Regions from separate parts of the Mus musculus genome. Here region 1 is linked to region 2. The links are chromatin loops, found by intact Hi-C in ENCODE. Cell type or tissue: heart. All regions are shown on one strand. Each heading gives the region's core, and the rest is flanking DNA. Links, peaks and the distances in the headings are about the cores only. Region 1 overlaps Zfp157 (zinc finger protein 157). Region 2 has its middle 2.1 kb from the start of Gm454.

Region 1 (2,926 bases), core at 149-2,648, 250 kb after region 2:
GAAAATAGATAACGTCAAAGCACTGAATATTTTGTTCAGTAATATATGGTATCTGGGGCATTTCATTTTTCCCTATCTAAGGTATCTCTATTCTATCTTTCTGTCTGTCTGTCTGTCTGTTTATCTGTCTATCTATTAATCAGTCATCTGTCTATTTATCTCATCCATCCATCCATCCATCCATCCATCCATCCATCCATCCATCCATCCATCCCACCTTTCTTTTAGAACCTTTCAAAGTGGTTTCCATGAGGCTGTTAAAGAAAGGTCTTTTAGTGTTAGTATCCCACCCTCTGCCTTGTCCTCTCACCCTCACCTCACTGAACCTTACCTTCACCATTATTCCCCTTTACTCATTTATAACATTTGTTTTATATCTCCCTTTTGGCCTCTTTTTGTTTTCCTGACTTCTATAGGTTTTCCTATTTAAGCACATACATCTAAAGATTCAGAGGTCGGATCCACATATGAGAGAGAACTTGGGTCATCTTTCAGGATCTGGGTTGTCTTTCAAAGAATCATCTATTTCCAGCTCCATTTATTTACCTGCAAAGGTCACAATCTAATTTTTATTTACAATATAATAATTTTTTATTTTATGTGTATATAAATATCATATTTTAATTATCTATTCATTAGATAATGGTCATCTCTGCTCTTACTTCAATTTCCAAGCTTTGAACAGTCATGCATGTGTGTATTAACCATTTCCACTGCAGCAAGAAGTTTTTCTGATGAAGTTTGAGAACAGTGTAAACTGGAGATAGAAACATACATGTTTAGAAGACAGTTCAATAATATGACCATTTGAAAGACAAAATAGTTTCTTACTTAAGGATTCAGACTTCTCAAGCTATGATTTTGAATAAATTATGTCTATAATTTTGTACAATTAATATATAGTAAAAGATACCTAAATGTGTATTGATATTCTCTACATATAGGCACATACCAGTCAGACTCGCAACCCAATCCTTTCTTAGCATTTATTTTTAATAAATTTTTTTTTTTTTTTGCAAAAATGTATTTTAGTCCAAGAGGCAAAGAGATTTGTAGAACAGAAGATGGATTCCTGGGAGCTTCTGCAGCAGCTGCCCTCCAGTGTGGGAGAAAGGCGATCGTAGGCAATGACCAATGGAAGACAGAGCCTGTGTGGCTTTTCAGGGCGAAGGAATCAAATTTATAAGAAATGTATAATAATCCTTTTATGAACCTACATTTTTTGCTCCTAAAACAGAATGTGAAGCCTATGTTTAGTGGGTAGCTAGTGAAAGAAAATCTTTGCACCTCACATAATGAGCTGTGGTATCAGATGGTGTGTATACAATTAAGGTTATAAAGGAATAGCAGCTCAGGTTAACAACACAGTTAAAAATTAATGCGCCAAACAATAGCGAAGAAGTAGGTGAATAACTTCTTTCCATGTATTTGTCAAAAGAAGAAGCAGTGGAGGAACATGGCTTAGGACTGCCTTACCTGTTTGTGTAAAATTTCCCTCATTAAGCTGAAGAATCATGAAGAAACCCCACAATTATATTTGAACTGAATAAATAATATATTTGATTTAAGGATAGTGATTTTTTTTTTTATTATATTGTTGTAGGTGTTCTTGAAGTTTATACTCCAAATGAGAGTTGCCTGGAAAATGCAGAGAGTCGTATGTGGCCAGTGGGAAGCATCAACAGAAATCTTTCAAATAAAGAGATGATTGAAGTAGGTAAAATGTGAAAGTGAATACATCCTTCACATTTTGATTGTGGACATAAGGAGGATTGCTCACAGCAAAGGAGCCTAACCTGTGGCAGAAAGTGTGTGTAGCGAGCCTAATGGGATGCTAGCTAGTGACAAACCTGATAATAACTGACAAGCCCCTCTGGCACCCTGAACATCTTACTCTGCCTAACAAGGTTGAAAGTTCACATGATGATATTTATAATGTTTGACTGGGGACATACATCTACACAGAGACAATGTTATTGATACCTAAAAAGTTTTCTATTTAAGAAACTGCTAGTTTCATGATTGGAAGTCTTTTTTTTTTTAAATTTTTTATTTTCATTGTTTAAAATTAACTCTGCAAAACATATCTCATATAAGGAAAATATTGCATATAACCAGACACAGAATAGAACACGGTAAAGGATGAGATAGCTGAGCAGTTAAGAGCCTGAGCTACTCTATCTCATAGCAGGAGCTAGGTTCCCAGCACACGTTTTGCGACTCTTAGCTAGCCTGTAATTCCAGCGCCCAAGTAATAAGACATCTCTGCCTCTGTGGGTGCCTGCTCCTGAACACACATACCTCTACATGTATGCATAACTTAAAATGGTAGAAAGAAATTAATCTTATTTTAAGTAACAAGATGCACAGCAGGGAAAATTGTGAGTGTACTTCCTGTAAAACTTTTAAGATGTTATTATCCTCACAGAACATTAGTAAGTACATGCTAGAAAAAAGCCCCATTTGTAGAAAACCTTGACAGATTCTTTTGTCTCAAGGCAGAAATGAAGGTTCAACTGGAACTTCCCCGAGGTACAAAACCCTATGAGTGTAAACCGTGTATGAAAATGGTCAGCCTGCCATCGCAGTGCAGCAAGCAGCATGCATACTATCCAAGTGTGAAACCATACGAATGGAAGGAATGTCAGAAAGCTTTCTGTTACAAGTCAGCGCTCACTCAACACCAGAGAGCTCGTACAAGATTGAAGATCTATCAGTGTACAGAATGCAAGAAAGCTTTCTCCTCCAAATCAGAACTCACTGTGCATCATAGAATTCATACTGGTGAGAAGCCCCATGCATGTGAAGAATGTGGGAAAGCTTTCTATCGTAAGTCAACCCTTACAGTACATCAGAAAACTCATAGAGGTGAGAAACCTTACGAATGTAAAGAATGTTGGAAAGCTTTCTATTATAAGTCAACCCT
Region 2 (2,926 bases), core at 206-2,705:
TCCTACTACTCAATAATAAATCCCCCATCATCCTCTAAGCTCAACCTTTCCACACAGTGCACCCTCAATGACTTACAACAAGTTTACGGCCATGTCAGTAGGGCATGTCCTTATCTGCCTATATCTACTGAGGATTTGGCTCTACTCCTCAGTAGCATTCTGGAGACTCTCAGGTAAATTCTTAAGGCAAAATAACACCCGATGCAGAGCAGATGATTAGCTTACTAAACGATGCTCCTGCTAAAGTGGTAGCTCACAGAATCAATTACTTATTTCTTTATCAACTACTTGTCCTTCCTTCTGCTTCTTCACCTACTGGAATTACATAACAATAAGGTATAGAGATTTATACATATCATAATTCCCTGCAATGATTTATCACTTCTTATTTAAAAAAATTATACAGGCAATAATGATGAGAGGTACAGATGTTAAACAGCTTACTGGTAAAGAGCCTGTAGACATAATTGTGCATGTTGATTATTTGTTTCACTTGATAATAATTGACCATAATTGGCAGATTTATTAGCAAGTTTCTCAAGATCAATAGGTAATCAGTATCCTATTGATTCCCTTTTAAGATTTTTTTTTGACAATATCACATGGGTATTGCCTAAAATTACATCTAGATATCATATAGAGATTTTTTGTTTTTATGATTTTACAGATGGTTCTTCAAAAGGACAAAGAGCATATGTTTTATATACAAATCGCACATACTCTGTTGCTGATAGCCCTGGGCTCATTGTATTTGATGTTAATTCTGTACTCCTGTGAGGGGCTGTGAACAAGGAATGAGTCAGCACTCAGGTGATTTCCTGTAAACCTGCTTCCCACCTTAATTTATAAATAAAGGCTAGAGCAGGTGATTGGGCAAAGAAAGAGGGGAAGGTTTTGGGAGAGAAAAGGAGAGAGGATGACAAGGATGAAGGAGGACAGAGGAGGGGGTGGAAGAATAGTGGGGCAGAAAGAAGCATGTGGCCTGGAGAAACTGCAAGTTCTAAGGGGTCTCATAGATGGGGAAGATGGTAGTGTAGTGGTAGATCTGCCCAATATAGGCACACAGCTTGTATTCACATTAATTGACTTGTGTTTTCATTGCCTGGGGCGTGGGGCTGGGGGCGGCTCGAGGCTGGGAAGAAGGGAGGGGCGATTGCTGCCATAATAGGTTTCTGTCTCAGTAATAAGTATCTTTGCCAATGTAATAAACCAAATCAGATGAGATTTAAAAATTATAAAAGCAGGTTTATTGAGGGCAGTGCTTGGCCTGGTTTACCAGTCTGAGAGAACAAGGCCAGAAATGTTACCATGCAGACCATGGGGGTGTGGGGGGAAGAAGGGAGGGAGAAGGAGAGGGAGATGGAAAGAGGAAGAAAGGAAGAGAGAGGGAGAGAAGGAAAGAGGGAGGGTGAGGGGGGGAGGGAGACACAGAAAGAGAATGCTGAGAGAGCTCTGGGATGGTGGGATGGCTGGAGTCACTTTAATCCAGTACACATCTGGGGACCCTAGCCGCAGCAGGTGATGATGTAAGCAGCTGCTAGGTCCCTGAAAGCAGGCTATTGGGATTGCCTATACACTAACATTCCTCCCTTTTTTGTTTAATTAAAGAAATGAACTAGGAAGGGGTGATGTTGGGGCAGGAAGGAGGGAGTGTCTCGTGTTCTTTAGACTGCTTCCTGCCGTCTTGGGCAACACTATTTTTGGTGACCCTAAGCAAATTGGAATGCTGGTCAAGCCCTGGGACAACTGACTGCTTCACTTGCTGTCCAGGCTCTGTAGGACCATCTGGGGCTAAGAAAGTTTAGGCCTAGATGATGCAGTCTGTGAGGCTAGACAACCTAGGACTAGCTGGTTTGAAGCTGTCCTGGAGGCAGATGTTGAGGTAACACCTGGATCTGGCAGGATATGTATGTATGTATGTATATATATATATATATATATATATATATATATATATATATATATGTCCCAAGCTATTTTTCTCGCCAGCAAGAACACACTCGGACAACTGGATTCTTCTGCAGCAAAAGCTTTATTGCTTCTTCAGGAGGGAAGACCCAGAACCCGGAAAGTGGTGCTGCTTATATAGCCCTCAGCATGGCGTGTCAGCACCTGATTTGTTGCTCGCCCATCACCTCATTACTACACCCCGAGATGGGCAGTGACTTGGCGTGAATTCACTCTCGTACCTGCGCACAATGCTTGTTTACTAGTTAGGCACAGCGGGAGCCAGTGCCCTCTTGTAATGGCAACTACTTACCGCTCTCCACATCTCCCCCTTTAAATTTTATTAAAAATGAGGCTGGTCTAGGCCTCTTCAGTTATGTCCATTTGCTGTGGCTCCTGTTTTAGGTCGTTCCTCCAATGTCACAGCCTTACCTGTCATAGGGTAATCCTATCGCCACCCGGCCCCGTGTCTTAGGTTGGTCTGTGCATGAGGAAAGTTACCCGTCTCTGGATACCGCAGTACTGTGTGACAGTAACTGCTAAATGACCTAGGGTGAACTCTACAAAAGAGGCCAGCCAAAAAATGAATTAGTGGGGAAATCATGATCACCCTATTGCGTGCAAGAAGAAACCTCAGTGATGTGCAAGGGCTGATCAATGATCGTTGAGTCTCTCTCATCCCAGTGCAATGGATCCACAAATCCGTGGGATGCAATAGCAGAGAACTCAGATGTCGACTAATTCTTGAGCATAGATAGCCAAATTTCAGGGGAGGCCCCTTGCTCTATGGCAGCAAGTGCTTGAGCTATCACAACCTTGTCACGTTTTTGTTGGGCTCTGAGCTTGTAGACCAACCAGAGTATGAACACAAGCCCACAGCAGATGGCAGCACCAAATAAAACTACCCCCACCCATTCCTTAAAATAAGAAAATGCAGATGAAATCCAGGAGGAGAGGCCCTCTGTCAATGACAGGTCCA

Evidence for each region. Hi-C counts contacts between places; a loop is a spot of excess contacts. Peaks named below come from ENCODE experiments on the same cell type or tissue, not always from the same donor. Only the 100,000 strongest peaks of a DNase experiment are listed, where the experiment ranks them.
Region 1: a loop joins it to region 2, with 4 times the contacts of the local background. A loop is called at or near these places in 2 of 42 quality-filtered maps.

What each region holds. Positions count from the first base shown.
Region 1 is chr5:138,453,377-138,456,302 of GRCm38, forward strand. It overlaps Zfp157 (zinc finger protein 157), which reads left to right. Exons shown (of 5, transcript NM_028130.3): 4 at 1,604-1,713; 5 at 2,499-2,926. Among named protein-coding and RNA genes, the nearest start is that of Zfp157, 13 kb to the left of the region's middle. In heart, for the core only: no CTCF peak of the experiment used is centred there; no DNase peak of the experiment used is centred there.
Region 2 is chr5:138,208,009-138,210,934 of GRCm38, forward strand. It overlaps a transcript of Nxpe5 not described here. Among named protein-coding and RNA genes, the nearest start is that of Gm454, 2.1 kb to the left of the region's middle. In heart, for the core only: no CTCF peak of the experiment used is centred there; a DNase peak (open chromatin) is centred at 1,699.